Regions from separate parts of the Mus musculus genome. Here region 1 is linked to region 2. Evidence: chromatin loops called from intact Hi-C (ENCODE). Cell type or tissue: gastrocnemius. All regions are shown on one strand.

Region 1 (8,000 bases), 390 kb after region 2:
CCAACAACCACCGCCCCCTGCCTGTCAGGGCTCTCGAATTTATTTACCCTCTGAAAAGTTCTCAGAGTTCTAAATCTCACAGTCACAGAAAATGTCGACAACTGGCAAAACCAAGCCTCTGCTAGAGCACGAGGCAAGTCAGTCAGTTGCTTCAGACTGTCCGAAGAAGCCCTGTATCCCCACACCTGGGATTAAACCAAAACACATTTTTATAATATTTCTGTGTTTTTTAAAGAGCCCATAATTCCAGAGTTGTCACTACAGTTGTCCTTGTGTTCATAATGATTATGAGGCCTGCATAGGTCTCTTGAGACTACCTGAAAAAAAAAAACAACCTAAAACCTACATGAGGAATTAAGAAACATAGGGAGGGTAATATGAGTTATAGGAGCTGGGGAGATGGTTTCCCAGCAGTGAGCATTTGCTATTATTTCAGAGGACATGAGTTGTATTTCCAACACTCAAATGGCATTAAACCAGTCTGTAACTCCAGACCCAGGCCATCCAACATCCACTTTTTCCCCCTTGGGCCCATTTAATACACAGTGGCAAAATACCTATGTACATAAAGTACAAATAAGGGGAAAGCATTTTAACAATGAAATTTTAAAGGCTGCATTAGAAGAGCTAGTTGTGGCTTTAGCATTCAAGTCTTTAGGTTGTTTTAGTCTATGATTATTAAGTGTGGTCCTGAGGTTTGAATCTAGGGATTCCATAAGTGAGGCAAGCACTCTTGCTGTTCTACCCCTCAGACCATGCCTATGACACTGATTTAAACCTGATGTTGCTGTGTTTGCTGGGGATGAAGGGGGTGGGGGTGGGGGAATAGTATTTTCAAGACAGGCTCTCTGGCTGGCCTCAAATTCAGAGATCCACCTGCATCTGTCTCCTGAGTGCTAGGCTAAAGGCATCTATCACCACACCTGGCTTATGGTATTTTGTTTGAGTTTTTGGACAGGGTCTCTTATAGACTATAGTGATCTTGAATTCATTGTGTAGTCCAGGGTGACCTTGAATTTCTGATCTTCTTGTCTCTACCCCCATGTGCTGAGATTACAAGTGGCACCAGCATTAGTTTCTCTCTACTTCCTCCTCTCTTTGTTTTATTTGTATGTGTTTAAATGTTTGCCACCACATATGTATGTAAACTGTGTGTGTATACTGTGTGTAGGAAGCGGCCAGAAGAGGACACTGAGTCACCTGTGACTGGAGTTAGGGGTGGTTTTAAGGTACCATCTAGGTGGTGGGAATCAAATCTTCCCCTGGAAGAGCAATAACTGCTCTTAATTGCTGAACCATTTCTCCAGTACTCCCATTGTCTCTTTATGTCAAAAGAAGCATTATCCAGAGAATTGGTGCTATGAAATATTTGTAGCAGTGGTATATTAGTTTTAACCTAAAAGACTTATGTTGCTAGTGGGGATTGGGTAGGGAATGACAAATCCCTTTTATCCTAGCAAATGGGGAGACAGGCAGGTGGATCTTTGTGTTTGAGGCCAGCCTAATTTACACATTTCTAGGATAGCCAGAGCTACATAGTGATTGATACCCTGTCTCAGCCACAAAAACAAAGCTGGCCTATCTTATGTTCCCATTTAAATGATTTCAGAGTGCTAGATTTGAACTGTAATGAATATACCAAAGTAAGTGTGTACATTAGCATAAAATAAGACTCTGACTTTGCTCTTTTGATTTTGTGGTTTATTCTTATTTGTAGTCATCCCAAACCTGAAGGCCTGGCTGCTGCCAAGAAGCTCTGCGAGAATCTCTTACAAACAGTGAGTTTGCTGGGGTTGAAACCAGGGTCTAGGTATACAGCCGTGTAATCTAGCAGTGACCTATAACTGGACTGGACTTTGACATGGCCTTTAAAAAGTAAATTAAGATATAGGCTGGGCAATGGTGGTACACGCCTTTAATCACAGCACTCCGGAGGCAGAGGCAGTCGGATCTCTGAGTTCGAAGCCAGCCTGGTCTACAGAATGAGTTCCAGGACAGCCAAGGCTACACAGAGAAAGCTTGTCTCAAAAACAAAACAAAGCAAAACAAAACAAAAAGATATGTTATAATTGTATTAGCTTCAGTGAGCTCTCTGCAACACATGATGTGAGAGAGTAGATCAACATTACATGCAGTAATGCTGACTGTGGCTAATTGCATATGAACTTGACATAATCTAGGGTCATCAGAGAGAGCAAGCCTCAGTTGAGAAAATGCCTCTCTAAGATTGGCTATAGGCAACCTTTAGTATATTTTCTATTATTATTACTAAATTATGTATATTCTGATCAAAGCTTCTCCCCTCCCCTCCCCTCCCTTCCCATGGATATCAGCCAGCCTTGGAATACCAAGTTTCAGGAACACTAGGGGCATCTACTACTGAGGCAGACAGTGGAGCCCAGATAGGGGAAAAGGGTCTAAAGGCAAGTAGTGTAGTCGGAGACAGACTGCTTTTCCTACATGAGGACCCAGCTGAACAAGTGATACACATATCCATCCATCCATGTGCTCTAGTTGGCAGTTCAGTCTCTGTGATGCATCCTGTAGGTTTCCTTGTAGTCTCTTTGGCCCCTTGCCTCCTTCCAGTCCTTCCCCTTTTCCACAGGATTCCCCAGCCTCGTCTTAATGTTGGGCTGTGGGTCTTGGAATGACTTTGTGCTCCAGATTGAGTAGTTTGGTTGTTTAGAATTGTGCTTCCTGCTGATGTGTAGAATTTACATACAGCTTAGTAGTCCCTTTAACTCATTGAATCAGGGTATCAGCAGAAATCTGTCACTTGGGACTGGTCTTTATTAACTGTGTTTTGCCCATTTTTCTAGGTTCATGCTGAGTATTCTAGATTTGTGAATCAAATTAATACTGCTGTACCATTACCAGGTGTGTATGGCTTGAAATGTTGATACTGATAATTACGTTACTGATAATTAAGGTACTGATAATTACGGTTAAGTGTGATCAGTGAGGCTAGACTACTTGTGCCAGGGAACTGGTGGTGGTCCTTTCAGCTTAGGGTAATTAGGAAAGCCATTCTTAACCGTGGTGTTTATCTTCCTAGGTGTTGTTTAATAATCAGGTAAAATGTTTCATTCTGCTGCAGCTGATTAAACGCTTTTTTTCTTCCCCCCTCAGGCTATACACAACCCTCTGCTATAAGTAGTATCCCTCCTCAACCACCATATTATCCATCCAATGGCTATCAGTCTGGTTACCCTGTTGTTCCCCCTCCTCAGCAGCCAGTTCAGCCTCCCTACGGAGTACCAAGCATAGTGCCACCAGCTGTTTCATTGGCACCTGGAGTCTTGCCAGCATTACCTACTGGGGTCCCACCTGTGCCAACACAGTATCCGATAACACAAGTGCAACCTCCAGCCAGCACTGGACAGGTAGGATGCCGGGATATGTAATATGCTATTGCTGAACTTAGGAAAAAACTGAGGGAAGGGTGCTTCCTAGACATTAGTCCTATTCTGTCTTTTTGCCCTGCTGCCTTCTGTGTCCTTATACTAACTCACTGAGGACATTGGGATAATATGTCCTCTCATTTCCACAGATTTTAATTGGTTTCACATGTCTTATCCCTAATTAGCTATATCAAGTGGGGACATTGGCAGACTTTCTATAAAGCACTCAATGACAAATGGTCTAGACTGTGGGGGTCTACAGCCTCTGTCATAGTACTCTTGTTGTTGTAAAAAAGCTGTAGAAAACACCTAATGAATGTGATTGTATTCTTTAATTATGATGTGAGTGGCAAGTTAGTGTTAGTTCCCTGTTCTTAGCTTTGTGGTCTAAGGTTCTCAAAGGCAAAGAGGACGGCATACAGCACACATCTCTTAGTCATTGGAACTGAACAGGTCTTCTCTTTTTAATGTATATTTGTGTGTATATGTATGTACACGTACACATATACATACATGTGTACATACATACATACACACACATGTATGCACCACATGTTTATCTGTGCTGTGGTAGGTATAAGAGGGGTCAGATCCCCTAAATATGGAGTTGATTTTAGTTGTAGTTTCTGGAAACTAAACATGGGGTCACTGAAAGAGCACCAAGTGCTCTGAACCATTGAGCCATCTCTAGCTCATGTTTATTTTTTATTATATGGATTGATGTGCGTATGTATGCCACCATGTAGGTGAGGAGGTCACAGAACAATGTACAAGAGTAGAAGTGGGTTCTTTCTCTCCTTCAGTCATATGAGCTCCAGACCAAGTTCCAGAGTCAAACTTAGGTCATCAGATGTGGTGACAAGTGCCTTTCCCCCTGGGGACACTTTATGATTTTGTTATTTGAAGTGTTCTTATATAATCCATGCTGACCTTAAATGCCTGAAATTCCTGTCTTCACCTCCCACGTGCTAGAATGACACATCTGACACTGCTCAGCTCTGAGCGCTCTATTCTCAGCAGTAAACATTTCAGGGACTGTCAAGTACCTATCAATGAAGTATGAAGACTTAAGTTTGCACCCAAATTTAAAAAAAATCTGGATGTAGGACTGGGCATGGTAGTCCATACCTTTAGTCCCAGCACTTGTAGCAAAGGCTACATAGTGAAACTCTGCCTCAAAAATTAAAAAATTAAAAAAAAAAAAAAGTAAATCTGGGTGTGGTGGCATGTGTTTATGGTATTAATGGTGGAAGACAGAGACAGGTTGATCCTGGGCCCTCTCGACAGTTTAGCTTGATTTGGGAGTTTCAGGTTAGCAAGAGACTGCATGCCAAAAAACACTACAAAAACCAAAACAAAACCAAACAGCTCGAGGCATGAGAGATGGCTTTCAGTTCTTGCAGAGGACCTGGTGTTGGTTCCCAGACCCATATTAATTAGGCTTCCACAGCCTCCTGTAATTCCAGTTCCAGGGTATTGTCAACCTCTTCTGATCTGTGTATCGGGCTCAAGGGTAGGATTTCCTATGTGCATACAGGATGCTGTAGGAGCTGTGACTATCCTGGGACTTTTTTTTTTTTTTTGTAGACCAAGTTGGTCTTAAACTCACGGAGATCAGTCTACTTCTGCCTCTGAGTCCTGGATTTAAAGCTTTGAGTGTGCCACTCCAAACAGTTGTAGAGTGCAGTCTGCAGAAACCAGGATTGTTAAACAAGCAGGCTTTCCTCTTCAGTGGGAGGAATATGCATGTTGCCTGTTTTCTATCCAGAAGGCTGTGAATGAAAGTGTTACTACCTAATACCTAATGCTATTTGATGGAGCCAGTCTTCACTTGAACCCCCCAAATCCTGAGCAATGCTCTTGAGTCAGTAGAACCCAAAGCTTTATTGTGATAATTGCCATCTGGAAATTTTTCTTCAAAGATTGATTGTGTTTAAATTTGTGACTTGTTGTAGACTGTTAAAGATAGTTAAGGCATGCAAGGTAAGAGACCTTACAAATGCTCAAACGTTTCACTGTGCTCAGAACTATGCTTACAGCCATCAAAATATAGCTGTTTTACTTTGACTTCTACAATCATGAGCTTAATTAAAAGCAAGAAACGAAGTCAGGGACAGTTAAGAGATGGTCCTCAAAAATCCTCAGAAATAATGTTTCATGTGACATTTTAACTGTTTATGGTTAATGCAAACTAACTATAGCTTTGTCAGTTGAACAGCACCAGCCTTAACAAAATGAGAAATTTTATATTTATTACTAAGATTTTATTTTTAAAATTCATATTTTTAGGAAATAAAATCTTTAATGATAAAAATGTAAATAGGCTTAAGATGAAAATTTTAAAAAAGAGTAAATTAAAATCTAAAAGTAATACATTTCTCAAATTCCTTTGGAGGCCAAAGGGGGTAAGCATTCAGTAGAAATTTTATTATTTGAACATTTTCTCCTAAAATAACTTTTTAGTACAGGCTAAAATCTGTTACACCAACCATGTAAGCTTTCCAACAAATTCTTCCTCCATGAAACTGTTAGGCCTTGACATTTTTTACACTTTTATTTCATTTACCCTATCATCTGGATATATACTTTAATGCTTGCATAGAAAGCTCAATCATTTTCTCCTTAAGGACCTATGATTATTTCTCAGGTACTTCTAAAAAACCTGTCACCTAGTAAAAAGATCTTTTTGAGCTCAAAATTAAAATGTCCTTAATTTTGAAACTCTCGAGTTTAGGGGCAGGGGAATTGAAGACAGGGTTTCTCTGTGTAGCCTGAGCTGTCCTGGAGTTCACTTTGTAGACCAGGCTGGCCTCGAACTCAGAGATCCCTGTACATATACCTCCCAAATGCTGGAATTAAATGCATTCACCACCACTGCCCAGTAAAAATCCCAGATCTTAATTTAATAAAGCCAGAAGTTTAAATCTTTAAAAATGAATGACCATTGTTAATGCTTTATGTTTTTCACTTTCGTCCTGGCCCTTCATCTGCCTGATAGATGATCAGATTCTGGTGAGGGAGGTGATCAGTAGACTTCAGCAAAGCCTCTTTGTTACAGCCACTCTGCTGTATAGTGTACCGGCATTATTTTAGTCCAAGCTTCTAGTGCATAATTAGTAATAAATGGATATTAGCTTGACATCTGAAACTATCTATGGCTGTCTATGTCCAGGATTTTTTTCTATTATCAGGTATATAGAAATTTGAATTAAGATTTACTAAAGTTGGGCTGGAGAAATGGCTCAGTGGTTAAGGGCACTGACTACTCTTCCAGAGGTCCTGAGTTCAATCACCAGCAACCACATGGTGGCTCACAGCCATATGTAATAGAATCTGATGCCCTCTTCTGGTACAGTGTATTCATAAATAAAAAGAAAATAATTTTAAAAAATTACTAAAGCCATACACAATGCCTTTATCTACGCATATTGGTGGGCTCCTATAAAGATATCAATATGTCATATAGGGAATTGTACGTTTTCCTTCTATGACTCATTACAACTAAAAATGATAATGGTCCAACTTGTACTAGCAAATAAATGATTTAATAAGCTTACAGTTGGGTGGTGGTGTGACACACTTTTAATCCCAGTGCTTGGGAGGCAGTGGCAGGCAGATCTCCAGTATGAGCGCAGCCTGGTCTACACAGTAAGTTCCAGGACAGGCAAGGCAACACAGAGAAACCTGTCTCCAGAAAACAGGAAGAAGTTTTTATAAAGTATTACTCAGTTTACTGAAATCATCTTACAGTCTACAGGATAAAGCTATTATTGAATACCATGAATACTTAATTGGCAAATTTTTAAATATTAAAAAGGTGTATGTGGCTGCACCCATGTATATCCCCACATACTGTGCTATATTTCATTATGCTAAGTTTACATCACACTGTAGAAGGAAATAGTGCATGTGTACACAGATAACACTAGAGAAGCCAGGAGATATGTAGCCTGTCTTCTGGAGTGCTGGGAAAGAGGGTAGTTTACAACCTGGTGAGCCTTTGTTAGCTGTCAGGTCTGACACATATCCCTCAGAATATTATGTTTGATTATCCCGGAGTTTTCTCTCTAAATCTTGAGCATTGCTTCTCAGCCCATAAAACCCATCATTATGAGACCTGTCACTTATACTTTACTGTAGCTTAAGTCACTTTTATGTTATCTCAGGGCTAAGCCAATCCACTAACACAGACATTGTATTTACCAAAGAGTTTCTATGGAAACATGTCTAAAACTTTATTGTACATATGGGTCTGAGTTAATCGTCGTCAGGAAACTTTTTCCCAAATTGTGCTGTGATTTGTATAGCTAAAAGAAACCACCCATGGGCAAATTCCACAAGGTTGGCCCAGAACCTGCTAAGTAGGGCTAGACCTACTAAGAGAGAACTGCCGAGCTCGTTCTTCCCTCACCCACATTGTCTCACTGCTGGCTGTGCCACTTGCAGCGATCCTCTCAGTCCCCACATTGCACTTTGAAGGATAATGCTTTTTCCACTTCTCCAAAGCATATTTCCCTAAAGGAGACATAGATGTTCAGTGAGGTCTAGGGACTAATCAATGGAAAGGGCCTGCCTGATGAATGAAATCTCAAGATGACC
Region 2 (8,000 bases):
CTTCAGACACACCAGAAGAGGGCATCAGATCTCATTACAGATGGTTGTGAGCCACCATGTGGTTGCTGAGAATTGAACTCAGGACCTCTGGAAGAGCAGTCAGTGCTCTTAACCAGCTTGGTTTACAGAAGCTTTCTTATTGTTTACTAAATTTAAGATCAGAGTGTAAGCGTAGTAGCTAGTGTAATATCTTAGAGCCTAAGTCTAAAATCTGTGTGAGTATCCTAATGATGAAGTAGATCCTTCCATGTTTTTAAAGATGTATTTATTATATGTATATGAGTACACCATCGTTATCTTCAGACACACCAGAAGAGGACATTGGATCCCATTACAGATGGTTGTGGGCCACCATGTGCTTGCTGGGAATTGAACTTAGGACCTTGAGAAGAACAGCCAGTGCTCTTAACCTTTGAGCCATCTCTCCAGCCCCCAAAGTAGATCCTTTCAAGACAGTGAATTTCTGTGGATCTCATCCTTCAGGTTGAGTGTCATGGCCCAAGATTATCATACTTCCTTAAGGAGTCAAACATTTGCAGCCAAGCTTGGTGGTGAACAACTTTAATCCCAGTATTTGGTGGATCTTTGTGAGTTCAAGGATAGCCACAGCTACCTAGAGAGATTATGTCTCAAAACAAAACCAAGAAAATATTTGCAGCCATTGTTTTGGTTCTCACTGTATCCTAAAGGACCCAGAACTCACTGGTGCTCAGGCTGCCCTAGAACTAATATAAAGCCTGTTACTTGTCTATTTAATTATTTTGTTTTTGAGCTTCATGGAAGAAGCTTCCTTGGACTTCTGAAAGAGTAGTCATTTGGGAAAGAGGTATATATGGGGATAGGCTTGAGATGGATTTGGCTTGTACACGGGGAAGCAAGTGCTGTATCATCAGTTCCAGTTACTGTGTCTTGGTTATGTATTAAAGTAAATCTCCCTTTGCTCAGATACCCGGGGGCATCATTGAAGACTCATGTGTCTTACGTGGAGTTATGATTAACAAGGATGTGACCCATCCAAGGATGCGCCGCTATATTAAGAATCCTCGAATTGTGCTATTGGATTCTTCTTTGGAGTACAAGAAAGGAGAAAGCCAGGTAAGATTCCCAGCCTTTTGGGTTTTTTTGTTTTTGTTTTTGAGACAGACAGGTTCTCTTTACGTAGCCCTGACTGTTCTGGAACTCACCATGTAGACCAGGCTGATCTCAGACTATCCACCTGCCTCTGTCTCCCAAGTGCTGGGATTAAAATACATGTGCCCAGAAGAGGACATTGGATCCCATTACAGATAGTTGTGGGCCACCATGTGCTTGCTGGGAATTGAACTTAGGACCTAGAGAACAGCCAGTGCTCTTAACCTCTGAGCCATTTCTCCAGCCCCCAAAGTAGATCCTTTCAAGACAGTGAATTTCTGTGGATCTTATCCACAGAAAATACACTACCCCTGGCTTCCCAGCCTGTTTTTTCAAGTGGACTCTGACTACTAATATGGACAAGTGACAATAAAGTCACTTAGGTGTTGCCATTTACCATCCTTTCTTGAAAATAGTTTGATGTTACTTTGTTTTCCAAGTAAAGAGTCTGAAACCCAGGACTGAAGGAAAAGAGTGACAAAAACTTAAGTAAATCCCTCCTGCATTTATTGAGCCGTGTGGGTATAGACATGGTCCTGTCTGTGTGGGTGGATTGAGGCAGGAAGACCACTTGATTCACAACCAACCTGGACAATGTATTTATTCACTTTTCTCAATGTTTGACTTTGGCATATCAAACCGAGCTCCTTTGACTTCAGTTTGAAGATCTTATTTTTCAGGTTTAGGAAGGTTTAGATAGTGTTCCTGTGTATGTAGCCTGGGTGGTCTAGAACTCAGCTGTGTCTAGGCTAGCAATCTGTCTGCCTCTGCCTCCTGGGTGCTGGGATTATGGGTGTGACCCACCTTTTCCAATGCAGCAGCACCTACAGTCTCTCAGTTCCTTTAACTTTACAGAGTGTAAGGACTTTTATGTCCTAAGCCAATGGATCCTATTAAAAATGTTTGGGAACCAGAATTCAGGTGGAAATGGTTGCTTACACGTGTAATCCCAACACTTATGGGGCTAAAAATGAGATCAGCCTGGGTAGAGAAAGACCCTAAAAAAAGCCAGTGGTATCAAGAAATTAAGATCTAAATTATTCATGCATACTAACTAGTAAGACAAAAGGTCCAGCTCAGATGTGTGAAACAGACGTGAAGTTTTGACACTCAGATTCACATTTTCTGGAGAACATGAGAGGGCTTTACGGAGGGAGTACAGTGACTGGGATGACATCAGCCTGGGGATTTTTATTTTCATTTTTAAGTTATGTTACTGTGTGTGTGCCTAGACGTGCATGCGGAAGTCTGCAGGAACAACCTTGTGTGTCTGAGCACAACTTTAGTTGGATTCCCTGGAGCTGGAATTGCAGGCAGCTGAGTGCTCCTGACTGCTGAGCCTCTCGCCGCCAGCTTCAGTCGGTGCCTTCTCTTCCTCCACAGACCGACATCGAGATTACCCGGGAGGAGGACTTCACGCGGATCCTGCAGATGGAGGAGGAGTACATCCATCAGCTGTGTGAGGACATCATCCAGCTGAAGCCTGACGTGGTCATCACAGAGAAGGGCATCTCAGGTAGGGCGCTGTCAGTTCTCAAGCCTGCCGCTGAGGTAGAAGAGGGTGAGTGGTGGGGTTTGGTTTTGTCTCTTGGGTTGGCAAAGACAGCTGTGTGATGTTTTAAATACTTTGGGGATAAAACCAGTTCAGAGGCCATTAGTTTGGGTGTCTAGCTGACACGTCCACTCTTAAATTTCAGATTTAGCTCAGCACTACCTCATGCGGGCCAATGTCACAGCCATTCGTAGAGTCCGGAAAACAGACAATAATCGCATTGCTAGGTAAGTAAACCAGCTAAAGGTAATTTTTAATTTTATTTTAGCTTCATAGTATATTCATTGCCTGAAATAGTTCTGGATGCAGGAACTGCTTGTCCAAAGGCTCTCTTCCCTCAGAACTTTTGGCTCAGTGGTAAAAGTAATATCTCTCTCTTTCTTTCTTTCTTTCTTTCTTTCTTTCTTTCTTTCGAAAAGCTCTTGCTCTGTATCCCTCAGTGACCTGCATCATTCTGCAGACCAGGCTGACCTTGAATTTGCAGCAGTCCTCCAGCCTCTCCAGTTCTAGTTCTAGGCTTACAGTTGTTTTACCAGTCAAGGCTGGTGGTAATCTAACTGGCTCAGAATATAATATAGCAGAAGCATTAGATCTCTGCTAATGGATCCACCTCTGTAAATTTCAGTACACAGATGTCTACCTTCAGGGTATCTGTTTCTCGTGCCTATAAATCCAACACTAGGATCATAAAGGTAGGAGAATCTGTTCACAAGTGATCTTTAGAAGCCAGTCGGGGCTATGTGAGACCTTGCCTTAAAATTTTGTCTGACTGCAAGTGATCAAGTAGTTAACAGGCATTTGTAAAACAAATAATGTAGGTGCTGGGAGTGAACTACTGTCCTCCAGAAGAATACTCTTGACCATTGAGCTATCTTTTTGGACAGTTCCCCATCTTTTTACAGCTGGCCATGGTGATTGCACTTTTGGAGGCAAAGATGAACTATTTGAGTTTGAGGCCAGCCTGATCTACATAGTGAGTTCTAGGCCAGAAACTGTCAAAAAAAAAAAAAAACCAATAAAACTTTTTTACTAAAAAAGTAGAGACTTGGGGCTGGAGAGATAGATGGTTAAGAGCACTGAATGCTCTTCCAGAGAGGTCCTGCGTTCAATTCCCAGCAACCACATGGTGACTCACAGTCATCTGTAGTGGGATCTGATAGCCTCCTCTGGCATGCAGGCATAAATGCAAGCACCACTCGTACATTAAAAAACAAATAAGTAAATTTTATTTAAAAGAAAAATATTGACACTGGATGTGGTGACATGTACCTTTGATCCCAACCCTTAGGAGGTAAAGGCAGACTGATTTTAAAATCAGCCTGGCCTAGAGCAAGTTCCAAGATAGCCAGGGCTATAAAAAGAAACCCTGTCTCAAAAAGCCCAAAATACAAAACTGGATAATAGGAGTAGTTGAAATGGCTCAGGGTAAAGAGACATTTGCCTCCAAGCTTGACCACCTGAATTCAATCGCTGGGATTAATATAGAAGTAGAGAACCTCCAACTCACACACGTGTGCCACTACTACACATAATTAGTTACAACTAAATGTAATTCTTTTTTAAAAAAAAAAGTTGCTAGAGGGGCTGTAGTTACTCTAATTGCTGTTGTAGAGGATCCGTGAGAAACCATTGTGATGGTGTGTACCTATAATCCCAGCACTCATCGGCACCTATAATCCTAGGGCAGGAGGATCTTCGTGAGCCTGAGGCCAGCTTTTACTGCTTAGTGAATTAAAGGCAGCCTGAAATAAAAGTTAAAGCTCTGGTGGGTTTGGGCATTCAAAAGTGACTCCTGGTAAAGAGAAGTACTTGCCAACTTGCCATAAAAGCCTAAAGGACAGAATTTGATCCCCAGATTCTTTGTAAGGGTGGAGGGAGAGAACAGACTCCACAAAGTTAGCCTCTGCTTTCCACGTGTGCGCCCTGGTTGTTCATGTGTGTCTGTAGTAGTGTGGTGTATGTGTATATACTTTATCTTTCCTTAAGGTGGCTTAGTGGTACGAACCTGTCATTCCATCACTGTGTAGACCAAAGTAAGAGGCTATCAACAGCTGAAGGTTATTTTCAGTACATAGGGAGTTCCAGATAGCCTGAGCAACATGAGGCATCTCAAAACAAAACAACCACTCAGGACTCAAAATCTCAGCACTGTAGGAGACTAAGGGAAGAGGATTGATTACTTTTAGTTTGAAGTCAACCTGTGCAAATTACTTCCAGGTCACCTTTTACAACTGAATAAGACTGTCTCAAAAAAAGGGGGGATGGGGAGGTCTGATGGCTCAGTTGGGTACCTGCTTTAAGCCTGAGTTTGATCCCTGGGACCCACATGGTGAATAGAATTGATCCCCATAAGTTGTCTACCTTACATACACAAAATAAATGTAAATAAAAAGCTAACCTTTTGGGTTAATTCTCATCACTAAACAAATACTTGAGAAAGGTTTATTTTGGCTCACAGTTGGGGAGGTTATAGTCTTTTGTTGGTTGATTTTAGTCCTGAAAACCTTTCTATTGGTCCAAAATCAAAAGACTTTATCACTCCAGTAGAACTGCCAATGGGAACAAGACACTAGAATGCGGAGCTTTGGGAGATACTTGAGATCCCAACTCTGTCACCTATCAGGCACTTAGCTCAATTCAAGTGAGTTCTATGCTTGCTCCAGAATGGTTCTAGACATGCATATGTATGCTTAGTTTTTCTCCTGGTTCCCACAAGTTTGCATGAAGGGTGACACTAGGTATCCATATAAGCTGGGTAGTGGTACCTTTAATCCCAGTGCTAGGGAGACAAAGAAGGGTGACTTTCTTGAGTGTAAGGTTGGCTTGCTATACAAAGTGAGTTCCAGAGCAGCCAAGGCTACATAGGAATCCTGTCTCAAAAGACAAGAAAAAAGAAATGCTATCCTGAGCTGGGTGTAGTGCCTTAGGCCTTCAATTCCAACACAGACAGAGGCAGACAGATCTCTGTGAGCCTAGTATACCATCTACATAGTAAACTCCAGGATACCCAAGACTACATAGAGAGATTTGGTCTTGATAAACAAAAAATAGGAGGAGGAGGGAATAAAACCTTCTTTTTTTTTTTTTCGAGACAGGGTTTCTCTGTGTAGCCTTGGCTGTCCTGGAACTCACTTTGTAGACCAGGCTGACCTCGGACTCAGAGATCCGCCTGCCTCTGCCTCCCAAGTTTTGTTTTTTGTTTTTTAAGATTTATTTATTTTATATGAGTATACTGTAGCTGTCTTCAGATACTCCAGAAAAGGGCATCTGATCCTATTACAGATGGTTGTGAGCCACCTTGTGGTTGCTGGGAATTGAACTCGGGACCAGAGGTCCTGAGTTGAGCCATCTCTCCAGCCCAGAATAAAACCTTCTTGGTACTAGTGTACATATGTGACTTGGGAGGTAGAGGGAGCAGGGTGAGAAGTTGGAAACCAAACTGGATTAAATGAGACTATCCCAAAGAAAAGTTTAACATTTATTAGTGGGTCATGTTTATAATCTAGACTGTCTGGAATTCAAAGCTGTACTTAAATTCATAATCCTCCTGCTTCAGCCTCCCATGCTAGAATTGTAGATGTGTGCCTCAAATTATTCTCAGATTCTTGCTTGCTTGACTATGGAATCTTTTAGTATAGTCTGTTTTTTATTACACTTTCTGTGATACACAGGGGGTACATGCATGTGCCGCAGTGTACACAGAGGTTAGATGATGACTTTCTGGAGTGCCTGCTACTTTTTCTTTGGGTTGTCTTAGAATTTTATTGCTGTGAAGAGTTACCATGATCAAGATACCTTATATAAAGGACAACATTTAATTGGGGGTGGCTTAAAATTTCAGAGGTTCAATTCATTATTATCATGGTGGGAAGAACGGCAGAGTCTTGGGAGAAGGAGCTGTGTATTCTACATCTTGACCCAAAAGCAGCCAGAAGGAGACTGACTTCTGAAGGCAGCTAGGAGGGGACTCCTCTGTAAAGCCCACCCCCACAGTGACACACTTCTTCCAATAAGAATACAGCTATTCCATGTATCAAAAGATGGCCTAGTCGGCCATCACTGGAGAGGCCCATTGGACTTGCAAACTTTATATGCCCCAGTACAGGGGAACGCCAGGGCCAAAAAGTGGGAGTGGGGGGGGGGAGTGTATTGGGAACTTTTTGGATAGCATTGGAAATGTAAATGAGGAAAATACCTAATAAAAAAATTAATTCTAAAAAAAAAAAAGAAATAAAACAAACTAAAGATTTAAAAAAAAAAAGAAAAAGAATACAGCTATTCCACCAGGCGTGGTGGCGCAAGTCTTCAATCCCAGCACTTGGGAGGCAGAGGCAGGCGGATTTCTGAGTTCGAGGCTAGCTTGATCTACAAAGTGAGGTTCAGGACAGCCAGGGCTACACAGAGAAACCCTGTCTCAAAATACAAAACAAACAAAAAAAGAATACAGCTATTCCAACAAGGACACACACCACTAATACTATCACTCCCTTCAGGCCAAGGATTCAGACACATGAGTATGGAGGCCAAACCTGTTCAAACCACTACATACGTATTGAACTCAGTACTTCAGGCTTGTGTGGCAAGCATGGTACTTACTACCTGCTGAACCATCCCATGGCCCTGTTTGGTATAATTCGACTTATTGGTGTTCAGACTCAACTGAGTTATGTGTGGGAATTCGTTATCCAGATTTTATTATCTAAAAATTACACTTGAATTCAGCTATGACTGGTTGCTGTGTGCCTGTGCATGTGTTTCATTACTAAAGCCAAATTTCAGAAACTTGGCCTGTATGCATTTATAACTTTCCTACCAGTCAGTTCAGACCTCTCAGTGATTCTAATAATGTATTTTAGTCTACTCTAACCACAGACTGTGGACCACTAGATGAGTAAAAGCATCTGAAGTCACATCCTCCATCTTTCCACTCAATAGAGCCTGTGGGGCACGGATAGTCAGCCGACCTGAGGAACTGAGAGAAGATGATGTTGGTACAGGGGCAGGCTTATTGGAAATCAAGAAGATTGGAGATGAGTACTTTACATTCATCACTGACTGCAAAGACCCAAAGGCCTGCACCATTCTTCTTAGAGGAGCCAGCAAAGAGATACTCTCGGTGAGTGAGCCTTGGCAGTGTGACCAAGGGGAGGACATTGTTCCATCCTAGAATTGTCAGCTTAAGAAATTTAATGTGTCGACTTTAAAAGGAAAAGATGTAGTTTAGCAGTTTTATTTTCAGTCCATGCTCATTGGCCTGTAGCTGCATGTCTACACAGACGTGTGAAGGAGCAGAATCAGTCATGGTGAAGAGGCCAAT

The links. Hi-C counts contacts between places; a loop is a spot of excess contacts. Peaks named below come from ENCODE experiments on the same cell type or tissue, not always from the same donor. Only the 100,000 strongest peaks of a DNase experiment are listed, where the experiment ranks them.
Region 1: it touches region 2 in a loop (2.8-fold over the local background); 11 of 42 quality-filtered maps call a loop at or near these places.

What each region holds. Positions count from the first base shown.
Region 1 is chr3:88,697,132-88,705,131 of GRCm38, forward strand. It overlaps Khdc4 (KH domain containing 4, pre-mRNA splicing factor), which reads left to right. Exons shown (of 14, transcript NM_028814.4): 8 at 1,718-1,778; 9 at 2,820-2,877; 10 at 3,130-3,383. Among named protein-coding and RNA genes, the nearest start is that of Khdc4, 15 kb to the left of the region's middle. In gastrocnemius, no CTCF peak of the experiment used is centred here; a DNase peak (open chromatin) is centred at 3,295.
Region 2 is chr3:88,310,728-88,318,727 of GRCm38, forward strand. It overlaps Cct3 (chaperonin containing Tcp1, subunit 3 (gamma)), which reads left to right. Exons shown (of 14, transcript NM_009836.1): 8 at 946-1,095; 9 at 2,515-2,647; 10 at 2,829-2,910; 11 at 7,619-7,799. Among named protein-coding and RNA genes, the nearest start is that of Glmp, 10 kb to the right of the region's middle. In gastrocnemius, no CTCF peak of the experiment used is centred here; no DNase peak of the experiment used is centred here.